Regions from separate parts of the Homo sapiens genome. Here all the other regions are linked to region 3. Evidence: chromatin loops called from intact Hi-C (ENCODE). Cell type or tissue: CD14-positive monocyte. All regions are shown on one strand. Links, peaks and the distances in the headings refer to the core of each region. The heading gives the core; the rest is flanking DNA. Region 1 holds the start of LOC124901758 (a long non-coding RNA gene). Region 2 overlaps LOC124901758 (a long non-coding RNA gene). Region 3 overlaps LOC107986854 (a long non-coding RNA gene).

Region 1 (4,149 bases), core at 551-3,050, 64 kb after region 3:
GGCGAAGTCTCTGTCCTATCCAGTTCATGGGATGGCTCTGATGAGAAAAATGAAAGCGATTTCCAAACATTTCACATCTAAGTGCCCCGAATTGTCCCAGGGCTGTGAATTTTACCTATCCTCTGTGCTTTACAACGTTACATAACATGTTTGAAATAAGTGGGTCGTCCACCGGGGTTTGGAATTCACTGTGATCTGGAGACCTGGTCGTATTTATTGTAAGTTTTGACTCCTGAACAAAAAGTGAAACATTATTCGCACTCAAGCTCCTCCTGTGTTCTATCCTTACGCAGGACATCATCCACACAGCACCCCATTCTTCATCTTGCATTGCTCTTTTTGGAAATAAGTATATTTGGATGTTTTGTTACTAAAGCTGCATTCTCCCCGCAGCATGCGTGCTCTGCAGCAACAGGGAAGGGAAAACAGGAACGCTCTGAAGCAGTACATTCCTGCACACCCACACAGAGCCATGGCTTCCTAGACAAGTCCCCGAACCTAGATGTCTGCAGTGTCCTGGCACGCTGCTGGTAAGTGACAGACACAGGCAGGGCTGCAAGGCTAGGAGCTCCCTCTGTGAGGGAGGAACAAGGACACTTCACAGCTTTCACTTGAGTGGATCCAAGAGAATGTTTTGTGAAAGTGGCAAAAGAGGTAAAACGGCTTTTTCGCTGCAGAAGTAAAGTGGGACACCCAGCGAGAGCCTTGCTGAGGGAAACCATGCAGCCTGTGGCCTGGCTCTGGCTGACCAGATGAAGAATGATCCCTTTCTAAGCCTATTATGGCACTAGGATGGTTTTTCAACCCATGATTGTGTTGCGGGTCAAAGCAGGGTAGCTGTGATGAGCCCCAGGCCTGGACCCACACTAGGGAGTTCAGTGTTGAGGGCAGCGGGCCACCCCCTCCCATCATGGCCAGCAATCGGTTGTGGACCAGCCAAGAGGCACGGGGGCACCTGGCCGAAAAATTATCCCCAGAGGCAAACATTTAACAGCTGTGATGTCTTAAATAAATATCATTCTTGCTGAGCAAGGGAAGAAAGAAAAGAATAAACAGAAAAGAGTGGGAGAAAGAAAGAGAACAGAATGCAGATTAGATTTAAGAGGGGCAGATACGATGATGAGGGGTGGTGTCTAGATCAGTGCAGGAGCACTGAGTAGCTCGCTGGGGCTAAGCGGGCCCCACCATCAGACCCGTCCCTAGAGCTGGCAGTGAAGATTCCCCTCTTCTCTAAACGTGCCTAGGGCTTAACGCAGAGGGGAGCCGGGAGTCCTTCAAGAAGCCACGAAGGCTTCACCCTGGCACAGACCCAGAGCAGGCACCCTTTCCTCACTGGCAGCATCCCCTGCAACATCGGCCTCCCCTCTGCTAGGCAGCCCATAGGGCCCAGGGAGGGCACAGAACCGAGCCATGGAGGAAGGGTGATGAGGAGAGGGAGCTGCCTGACTCACCCCGTCCTCAGTCACTTGGATCACGGGTGGGCAGGCCTGCAGATGATGAATCACTGAGAGCTGTGAACGCTATTCTGAGCTCTGCCAAGAACACGAGTGCTCTTGTTGGCACCCTGGCACCCTTCACAGTTTCTCTCCTTCCTTGTCTGGCTGCCAGGAGACATGCATTGTAGGAACTGGGTATCTGAGAGGTTTTTTTTTTAGCCCAACACAGAAACCATCTAACTCTTTCTATTCTTCCTGCTTCTTAACCAGTTCTTGGAAGTCACTGATTGGAAACCGGAACTGAAAGCCACCTCCTTCCCAGCCTAGCTGAGACAGCCTTGCTGAGAAGCCATTCCAGGGCAGGGCAGACCTTATGGAATTTACCAAATGAATCACCTGGCTACGTGTTTGGCTATGTGTCTGAAAGTACCCAGGAATTATGTCAGTTAAGTTCTAGATTCTATAAGGAAAAATCAGACCGGCACCTAGAGCTCTGTAACTGCACAACACATGAGTTAATTTCTCAATCTATCTGGTTCCCATACAGTCTATGAGAACTTTTATCCACTTTCATCTTTCATCCATAGAAAGAGTTAAATGCTGTACAGACTAAATCAAACCCACCACATGCTGCTGGGCTCAGCTACCAGGAATTTAAATAAGAACCTGCCTGTGTGACATTCTCACGCTCCTGTGTATTAAATTGCAAGGGGATCCACAGGGGAAAGTAAGCTGTCCTTCACCTTCTCACTGTCTTGTGTCACAAGCCCTTGGGAATGGGTATTTGGAAAAGCAAAGGTCATGCCTGTATGCTTCAGGAAGATGAGGAGAGTATACGTTCCATTCACAAACATATACTGAATATGAAGAAGGCATTTTGAGGGTTACAGAGATGGAAGCACCTCAAGGAGATTAAATCTAGTAGGAGAGATAAGAAGTGTACACAGATCATTTTAAATAACCACCAGCCAGGCGCGGTGGCTCACGCCTGTAATCCCAGCACTTTGGGAGGCCAAGGTAGGAGGAACACTTGAGGTCAGGAGTTCAAGACTAGCCTGACCAACATGGCGAAACCCCATCTCTACTAAAAATATGAAAATTAGCTGGGCGTGGTGGCGTGTGCCTGTAGTCCCAGCTACTGTGGAGGCTGAGGCAGGAGAATCACTTGAACCCGGGAGGTGGAGGTTGCAGTGAGCTGAGATCATGCTCCAGCCTGGGTGGTAGAGTGAGACTCTGTCTCAAAAAAATAAAATAAAATAAATAAGCACTGAGTCCTATGTGATATGAAAAAGAATTAACTGGTTTGGTGAAAGGCAGGATTCACAAACTGTGCCTTGAAGAATAAGCACAATTTCCACCAGGGAAGACAGAGATGATACCAAAGGTGCAGAGAACTGCCCCATTTTTCTACAAGGATGTGGGGAGATAAAATCAGAGCAGTACATGGGGTTTAGACATGCAGTGCCTTAAATGACAGGCTTAGGAGCTTGGGCTTGATCCAGTGGGTGTGGAGAACCCACAAGGTGACAGGGGTGATCCAATCAGAGCTTCCAGAAGCTTGGTCTGGCAGCTGTGGCAAGATGACTTGAAAGGAACGGAAACCAGAGATAGGGAACCAGCGTCGTAGTTCAGATGGGAACTAATAAAGGCCTGATGAGGGAAGTAACAATGAGATAGAAAAAGACACTTGTGTGTATAATGTTACGGAGATAATTAAACAGAGGCCAAATATTCACCAAATGTGAAGAAATGAAAGAAGAAGAGAAAGGCATCAAAATGATTCTGAAATACTCAAAACCACTAGAGGTGGATGTGTTTTTTCAACTGGAAAAAATGATTTGTAGCCAAATTGATGGAGAAGATTACAGTGCCATCAACAGGCATATGGACCTCAAGAGGAGAAAAAATCGGGGGATGGTTCTCCCTTGTGAGGGTGAGAGGCCATGGAGATGACCAGAACACGGTCGAAAATGCATACAAGCGTGATCAGGGCTGGAGAGAAGGATCCGGGAGTCACCCATGCAGCAGTCACAGTGGGAAGCATGGGACACAGCAAAGAAAAGCGTTCCAAAGGCAGAACTAACCAAACAAAGACCTACACTGACAGAATGGAGGAAACAGAAACAACATGGGGGAAAGCAAAAAAAACGAGCATTTATGGAGTCTCAACCGTATGCTTGTGGTAAGACATTTGCCTATGTTATCCGCAAAGTATTTCTTCCATTTTACAGATAAGAAAACCGAATCTAGTCTACTCCATCAAACAACCCAAATTCCAGAAATCCAAGAGTCATTCTCTGCAAATCCATCTCCCTCACCTCTCAGTCAATTGCAACACACCTTGTTAATACTACCTTCTAATCTTTCTTGACTCGATTCCCTTCTTCCAGCCTTACTTTAGAGCCTTCCTTTAGGTCCTCAGGTGTCCCCTGCTTAGTCAATAGCTTCCTCTCTCCAGGTCTCTCGCATCATGGTCTTACCCATTACCACTCCATCTCCTCTACCACCAAGGGTTCCAACACACAAATCAGTTCTCACAACACCTTCAGAAGCTAGCAAGGGCCTTGGTGAGGTGGCTCTCACTCTCTGGGATCACCTCAACCACTCACTTGCAGGCACCCCATACTCTGGCCTCACAGACCTATCTGTGGCTCACAGAATACAGCTACCTTCCCATCGCTGCACATGTTCCCTGTTTTTCAAGACTATCTCC
Region 2 (4,149 bases), core at 1,117-3,616, 52 kb after region 3:
TTTGTTCACTGTCAGTGTTGCTGAGACCAATAGTCAGTCACCTTCTTTCTGGGCCTTGATTTTCTCATCTCTGAAAAGGAGGAAATGTATTACATCAGAGGTTTCTAACCTGAAATCCCTGGATCTCCCAGGGAATCCATTAATCCCTGGAAATTATATGGAAGATTATGCATGTGTGTATTCGAGGGGAAGGGAGTCCGGAATAACTACCCCCATCCCCTCCCAAAATTAAACACCATCATGCTCAGTAATACCCAATAATTTTTTTGTTTGTTTGTTTTTTTGAGACAGAGCCTCCCTCTGTCACCCAGGCTGGAGTGCAGTGGTGCAATCTCGGCTCACTGCAACCTCCGCCTCCCAGGTTCAAGCAATCCTCCTGCCTCAGCCTCCCGAGTAGTTGGCATTACAGGCACCTGCCACCACACCTGACTAATTTTTGTATTTTTAGTAGAGACGGAGTTTCCCCATGTTGGCCAGGCTGGTCTCGAACTCCTGACCTCGAGTGATGTGCCTGCCTTGGCCTCCCAAAGTGCTGGGATTACAGGTGTGAGCCCCCACATCCAGCCCCCAAGAACATTTTGGAGCACTATCATTCCACAATCATGTGGCTACTTGTGTCAGCTGCAGAGCATCACTTTTGCTAAGTGTCTGGTTCCAGCTGAATCTTAAGAAAAGGTGATTCACTTTGCCTTTTTCCTTCCATAAGTTTTTCTGCCCTAACAGAAAGAATACTGTAAAAGTGCAACACCTCTTAATAGCGTCGCCCTCTGATCTCTTCAGGTGAAGGTCATTTCATTTAAAATAGCAAGGTCCTGAATCACGTCCATCAATTTTCATATAACCTCAATCTGGGTCCTTTTGTATTTGGCTGGCTTGTTTTCTAAATGCTGGAGCTATTCTAACCCTCAGAACGTGTCTGCAGGTCTGGTTATCATAACCAAATGGATGGGAGACGGGAGCATACCAATATATTTGGAACAATTCAACAATCCAATTTTCTCTACCCAGAGAAACAGCTCTGCAGCAGCCCCGAATGGCTACACATGCCAGGTTTGCCTAATTGGACATGGGTGTTAGCCCATCACCTGAGCAAAGGAGGGAAGCAGAACCCTCCCTGCCTGTCATGTTCAGAGCTCATTAGTTCCCACACAATCACATTAGGTTACAGATTTTCTGTGTGCCAGTTCCCCAGCGGTACCCTAGCAACAAGTTGAGCCAACAGTTTTCATTACAAACTGCCTTGGTCAGTATAAAGGAACCATCTTATATTTCTTCCAGAGAGCAAAACATGCTAGACTCTTAAGTGTTCTTAATAATTGGCTTCACTGCAGATGATAGAGGTGGTTTCAGAACTCATCCTCTTCCTAAAATATGTATTTCTCTGTTCTTAGTTCTCTAAAGAAATAGAGCTCCATGGCCTAGCGCAGTGCCTCACGCCTGTAATCTCAGCACTTTGGGAGGCCGACGTGGGTGGATCACCTGAGGTCAGGAGTTCGAGACCAGCCTGACCAATATGGTGAAACCCCGCCTCTACTAAAATTACAAAAAATTAGCTGAGCGTGGTGGCATGCGCCTGTAGTCCCAGCTACTCAGGAGGCTGAGACAGGAGAATCTCTTGAACTCGGGAGGCGGGGAGGTTGCAGTGAGCTGAGATTGCGCCACTGCACTCTAGCCTGGGCGACAGAGCAAGAGTGCATCTCAAAAAAAAAAAAAAAAAAAAAGGAAAAAAGGAAAAAAGAAATAGAGCTCCATGATCAACCTTTGTGACTCCAAGTGTGGCCCACGAACCAACCACCGCAGCATCATTTGGAGATTGCTAGAAATGAAAACATCTCAGCCCCACTCCAGACCATCTGGGCTAGAATCTGCACTTTAACCAGATCTTCAGGTGACTCACACATGCAAATTCAAAAAGTACTCCAGAGAAATCACCCAAAGCCCCACTAGTAGACAGTATCTGCCTTACATCTGTGACCTTCTAGCAAGTAATTCATGATCACTAAATGTGAGCCTCTTTCCTTCTCCCTGTTAAAACCCAGGGCACCACCAGAGAAGCTTAGAGGGAGGAAGGGAAGGAGAAACAGGCCCAGAAGATGAAGAACTTGGAGAGAGAAGGAGTAATGAAGATGGAGGAGTGAAAAATGAAAGGGCTTGGGGTGGCCTTCAGAGCCTCCCCATAAGGGGTTTTAGGCCTTCAGGGTGTTCTCCGTAGTCACACACTGCCTCCTAGAGTTACTTGGTTAATAGTCTCTAAATAGGACTCACTTTTTAACTTTGATGACTTTTGAAAAGAAATGCATGTCTCAGGTTTTATGTGCATGTTATAATTTTTCTTTTTGAGACAGGGTGTCACTCTGTTGCCCAAGCTGGAGTGCAGTGGCACTATCTCAGCTCATGGCAACCTCTGCCCCCCAGGCTCAAGCCATCCTCCCACCTCAGCCTCCCAAGTAGCTGGGACTACAGGCGTATGCCACTACACCTGGCTAATTTTTGTGTTTTTGTAGAGCCAGAATTTTGCCATGTCACCTAGGCTGGTCTTGAACTCCTGGGCTCAAGTGATCTGCCCACTTCGCCCTCCCAAAGTGCTGAGATTACAGGTATGAGCCACCATGCCCAGCCATATTTTTTTCTAATACACATTAAAATAGATTCGTGGCTATTAACATTTTGTGAAGTGTTGTTTGTAACCACTGCAGACGATCCCTGGGGACACCTGATCTGGAAGAATGATAGTCCAAGTGGTGCAGGAAGTCCCCTGAGAGCTGGCACAAAATCTACAGGGCTGGTTCTATATCCTCTTTTGTGTGTGTGTGTGTGTGTGTGTGTGTGTGTGTGTGTGTGTGTGTGTGACGGAGTCTCGCTCTGTCACCAAGGCTGGAGTGCAATGGCGCAATCTCAGCTCACCGCAACCTCCGCCTCCCGGATTCAAGCAATCTTCCTGCCTCAGCCTCCCAAGTAGCTGGGATTACAGCCATCCACCACTATGCCCAGCTAATTTTTGTATTTTTAGTAGAGACAGGGTCTCACCATGTTGGCCAGGCTGGTCTTGAACTCCTGATCTCAGGTGATCCCACCTGTCTTGGCCTCCCAAAGTGCTGGGATTACAAGCATGAGCCACCATGCCCGGCTTTTTTTCTTTTTTCTTTTTGAGACAGAGTCTTGCTCTGTCACCCAGGCTGGAGTGCAGTGACATGATCACAGCTCACTGCAGCCTGGACCTCCTATCCTCCCTCCCGAGTAGCTAGGACCACAGGTATGCACCACCATGCCTGGTCAATTATTTTTTTATTTTTTTTATTTTTTTAGTAGAGATAGAGTCTCATTATGTTGGCCAGGCTGGTCTCGAACTCCTGGGCTCAAGTGATCCTCCCACCTTGGTCTCCCAAAGTGTTGAGACTACAGGCATGAGCCACTGAACTGGGCTGAGGTTCGTACTATTTTCTCATGTGTCTAAACTGCATTGCAGGACACAAGGGTGTGGTATAATAGTTGTTATTCAGCCAAGTTAAAGCAGCAGTCCACTGCAGATCAGGAGGACCACTCACATAGAACCTGCTTAAGGGTAGTGGCAAGAACTTGGAATAATGATTGCAGATTAGGCCAAGCACAGTGGCTTATACCTGTAATCCTGGCACTTTGGGAGGCTGAGGCAGGCAGACCACTTGAGGTCAGGAGTTTGAGATCAGCCTGGCCAACATGGTGAAACCCCGTCTCTACTAAAAATGCAAAAATTAGTCGGGCATGGTGGCAGGTGCCTGTAGTCCCAGCCACTCAGGGGGCTGAGGCAGGAGAATTGGTTGAACCCACAAAGCAGAGGCTGCAGTGGGCCGAGATGATGCCACTGCACTCCAGCCTGGGTGACAGAGTGAGACTCCATCTCAACAACAAAAAAAAGATTGTAGATTAACAAGCAAATGTTTGCTTAATACTGTAAGTTAACATAAGGCACATGGGTTAGGTTGGCTAGAGTCCTGACTACAGCAGCCATCCAAGACCATCATCTGGGTTCAGAGCATGGATCTAAAAGAAGCAAGAAGCCCTCATCTGGATGTCGGTTGGCCTGAAGGAGCCTGGGGGCCTCTGATCTCCTGCAAGTCACGGCCACGCTTTCCTTCACTTAGCAGCTGGCCTCCACAGAGATGTCAGCAA
Region 3 (4,149 bases), core at 817-3,316:
GCTGAGGGAGGAAAATCCCTTGAACCCGGGAGGCGGAGGTTGCAGTGAGCCAAGATTGTACCACTGCACTCCAGCCTGGGTGACAGAGGAAGACTCCATCTCAAAACAAAACAGAACAAAACAAAGCAAAACAAAGAAAGATTTGCATGTATGATGGAGTGATTTTAGAATGGGGTGATCAGACAGGGGCCAGTCATTCTTGGGGGAATCCCCTATGATACATTTCCATGTCTCTTCTTTTGGTGGTCAGTTTCCTATGGGAGTTCTCTGAACTCCCTCCCCATAGTTATAAATGTGTCTGCCAGTGTCTAGGAGTCAAATATGAGGACAGCACGGGTTGGTACATTGACTTTCATTTCATCCCCCTTCTTTGATACTCATCTTCCACCTTCAGTTGTTCCTAAGTCCAAAGTTCCTCTAACTCAAACTCCCCATACAATAAGTGGTCCGTCTCTGATGAAGGCTGAGAGAAAGTAGTAGCTTGTTGCATAGGCTAAGGGAAGAACTGCAGGGATTAACTCTCATTTTTTTTTGAGATGGAGTCTCGCTCTGTGGCCCAGGCTGGAGTGCAGTGGCACCGTCTTAGCTTACTGCAACCTCTGCCTCCCAGGTTCAAATGATTCTCCTGCCTCAGCCTCCTGAGTAGCTGGGAATACAGGCATGCACCACCATGCCTGGCTAATTTTTGTATTTTTAGTAGAGAGGGGGTTTCACCATGTTGGCAAGGCTGGTCTCAAACTCCTGACCTCAAGTGATCTGCCCGCCTTGGCCTCCCAAAGTGCTGGGATTACAGGCGTGGGCCACCGTGCCCAGCCTTAACTATTGCTTAAGAAAACTTTTTATTTTTATTTTTTTCTTGCCCTGTTGCCTAGGCTGGAGTGCAGTGGACCGAGCATGACTCACTGCAGCCTCAACCTCCTGGGCTCAAGTGATCCTCCTGCCTCAGCCTACTGAGTAGCTGGGACCACAGGTGTGCATCACCAGCCCCTGGCTAATTTTTGTGTTTTTTGTAGAGATGGGGTCTTACTATGTTGCCCAGGTTGGAAGAAAACTTTTAATCAGTGCTCTAGTTTTCAGCCGCAGCCATGCCTTTTCAGAAGTATCTGGTACCTCCAATTCCTAAGCCTTTGGGGTGTTTCAGAGGCATGGATTGGCTTGTTTTCTTGGCTTCCCCATTTTGAGACCCTTTACTCTGGTGTGTGAGGTTCATTATCTCTCAAATTTCCAGCTTAAAAATCTTTTTGATCCTTCTCTTTGCTCTTACCTCTCTTATGGACTTATGCTTTTCAAAAAAAGTCTCTTGCCTCACATTTTAGTGGGGTTTTGGGAGGAGGCCCAGGAGTATGCACATGTTCAACCGGCTATGTTTAATGGGAAGTCCTCCGAGCCCACAGAGTTTTCAACTCTCGTTTTATTGAACTAGGCCTCCTCATATAAACCTATGTCCAGTTTTAAAATGGAAGTCAAGTAAAAATGTGATTTGATTCACATAGTTTTAAGAACAGCTTTTATTTATTTATGTATTTATTTTTTGAGATGGAGTCTGGCTCTTTCACTCAGGCTGGAGTGCAGTGGTGTGATCTCGGCTCACTGCAACCTCTGCCTCCTGGGTTCAAGCGATTCTCTTGCCTCAGCCTCCTGAGTAGCTGGGACATCAGGCGTGCACCATCATGCACAGCTAATTTTTGTATTTTTAGTAGAGACGGGGTTTCACCATGTTGGCCAGGCTGGTCTCGAACTCCTGACCTTGTGATCCACCTGCCTTGGCCTCCCAAAGTGCTGTGATTACAGGTGTGAGCCACCACGCCTGGCCTAAGAACAGCTTTTAGAGATGCTTTTGGCCTATGTGGCTAGATATGAATTCTCACTCTGAGTATAATTGTCTGACTGTCATGTGTTGACTGTGTACACACAGCTCAAACCCAGAGTCCAGCCTTGTCTCTTCTGATGAAATACCAGTGCCCACAAACAGAAGGTTCCCCTTCTCTCACCCATGAATAAACAGGAAGGTCTCTTGGAGCTGTGGTCTTGGGGCTGTAGCCCTGCCCCTAATTTCCTCAGACCCTTTACTGAGAACTGAGTCATTGCAACATCATGCTCAGCCAGCTGTCTCAGCACAAGAAAAAGCTTTGCTGTGGTATGAGGTTTTGTGGGCTGCAGACTACATCTAGGTCAGCAAATTAAACTCCATAGTGTGGTTACCAATTCCAGCTTCATCTAGCTTAAGGGCTGTCTGATTTCACCCTCTGGGCATTGGCTCTTCTGGTGTTTGGGATATAAGGCCCCTCTGTGGGTGTTTAAGGCACAATATTTCAGGCCTAAACCACCGAATGACACATGCCTAAACCCAGAATCCTGTATTCTCCACCAGGACTCCAGGGTATGTGAGGGTAACAATAGTCCAACCCTGCAGATAATGAGATTTGTGTGTGTGTTAGAACAAAGGGGAAAGGTGGGGATGTATTTCTTTGATGCTCAGTTTCATCTACCACTTGTATTTCTCTCCTGCCCTTCTTTGACCCTAACATGATCCAAACCCTTCTTTCTTGCTTCTCTTTTATGGAAGTTTTGAAGAATGGATGGTTACATAACAGATGGCCAGCTGGTCTACCTAGAAGGGCCTTACAAAGGACAGTGCCTCCGTGGGGAAGGCTCACCCTGGATCAGACGCCGGATTGCAGATTTACCATGAATGAAGCCCTTGGAGACTGAATCATGTTAAAAATTCAAAAACAACTCAGTAAATATTTATTTGAAGTCCTGCTGTTCTTCAAGGCCCTGGAATGCAGATATGAGAAGAGTCACTGCTGCCCAAGAGCTGACTGACTGTGGAGGAAGACCATGCTAGCAGGTGGCTACGTTTTCTACCACCTAGCACCTGCTCCCCCTTCTCCTGGTAATGGTATCTGCAAATAATCTCCTCAGTCTGTGTGCTTTCAGTGGAACTGAATCTACCCCTGGTTCAAGAGCTCAGGTACAGCCTCTGGCCTGGCTGCAGTGATTAGTTTAGAGATGGACTTGTAACCTCATCAAAGCCCGATATTGTTCAGGGTAACATACTAGATATATTTTGCTAGGATTGCCAATAATCATTTATTTAAGCTCCTTAGATGAGGTTTCCTGTCATTTGCAACTGAAAAAGCTCTGTGTAGCAGGTTGAATAGTGTTCACCCCCTGCCCAAAAAATACACTCACATCCACCCAGAACTTTGGAACTTTAGAATATGATCTTATTTATTTATTTATTTATTTGAGACAGAGACTCACTCTGTCGCCAGGCTAGAGTGCAGTGGCATGATCTCAGCTCACTGCAACCTCAGCCTCCCAAGAAGCTGGGACTACAGGTATGTGCCACCACGCCCAGCTAATTTTTGTATTTTTAGTAGAGACGGGGTTTCACCATGTTGGCCAGGATGGTCTATCTCTTGACCTCATGATCTGCCCACCTCAACCTCCCAAAGTGCTGGGATTACAGGTGTGAGCGACGGTGCCTGGCCTGATCTTATTTTTAAAAGAGCCTTTACAGATGTAATTAGTTAAGGATCTTGAGATGCAATCATTATGGATGTAAATTTAGGTGGGCCCTAAATCTAACAATTGGTGTCCTTATATGATGAGGAGATATCACAGACGCAAAGACACAGGGCATATGACCATGTGAAGAGGAAGGCAGAGGGTAGGGCGATGCTGCCGTAAGACAAGGATGCCTGGGCCACCAGAGGCTAGGAAGGGGCAAGGAAGGCCCTCCCCCTTAGAGCCTTCAGGGGGAGCATAGCTCTCCTGACACTTTGATTTCCAACTTCTAGCCTCCAGAATGGTGAGAGAGAATTTTCCACTGTTTTTAAGCCAACCAGCTTGTGACACTTGGTTAATGGCAGCCCTAGGAAACAAGTGCACTCTAACATGTGAAATCACTCAACAGATATTTATTGGTTCCTAATAATGTGTCTGAAAAGGACTTAGTATAAAATCCAAAGAAGAGGGACATGGAGGCTGTAGAGAGGTATTAGAGCTGGGACATTAGGAAGCCTAAAGAACCATCTGTCCCACTGTCCTGCACCCCGATGGGTGCCTCTGGAAGGGCCTGGAGAAACCATGGAATTTATGTTCTTTGGGCTCCCTTTTTGTCGGGTTAAGACAGGGACTCAC

The links. Peaks named below come from ENCODE experiments on the same cell type or tissue, not always from the same donor. Only the 100,000 strongest peaks of a DNase experiment are listed, where the experiment ranks them.
Region 1: a loop joins it to region 3, with 4 times the contacts of the local background. A loop is called at or near these places in 6 of 110 quality-filtered maps.
Region 2: a loop joins it to region 3, with 4 times the contacts of the local background. A loop is called at or near these places in 8 of 110 quality-filtered maps.

The regions. Positions count from the first base shown.
Region 1 is chr7:140,314,804-140,318,952 of GRCh38, forward strand. LOC124901758 (a long non-coding RNA gene) reads right to left here and starts at 2,439. Exons shown (of 2, transcript XR_007060560.1): 1 at 1,452-2,439. In CD14-positive monocyte, for the core only: no CTCF peak of the experiment used is centred there; DNase peaks (open chromatin) are centred at 1,498, 1,778 and 3,008; H3K4me3 peaks cover 2,500 bases; H3K27ac peaks cover 2,500 bases.
Region 2 is chr7:140,302,488-140,306,636 of GRCh38, forward strand. It overlaps LOC124901758 (a long non-coding RNA gene), which reads right to left. Exons shown (of 2, transcript XR_007060560.1): 2 at 1-70. Among named protein-coding and RNA genes, the nearest start is that of SLC37A3, 94 kb to the right of the region's middle. In CD14-positive monocyte, for the core only: CTCF peaks have their summits at 2,326 and 2,532; DNase peaks (open chromatin) are centred at 1,914, 2,204 and 2,764; H3K4me3 peaks cover 355 bases; H3K27ac peaks cover 2,500 bases.
Region 3 is chr7:140,250,990-140,255,138 of GRCh38, forward strand. LOC107986854 (a long non-coding RNA gene) reads left to right here. Exons shown (of 2, transcript XR_001745386.2): 2 at 2,567-3,220. Among named protein-coding and RNA genes, the nearest start is that of KDM7A-DT, 76 kb to the left of the region's middle. RefSeq lists enhancers at 1,795-1,844, 1,875-1,944. In CD14-positive monocyte, for the core only: no CTCF peak of the experiment used is centred there; DNase peaks (open chromatin) are centred at 882, 2,022 and 2,592; H3K4me3 peaks cover 1,023 bases; H3K27ac peaks cover 2,438 bases.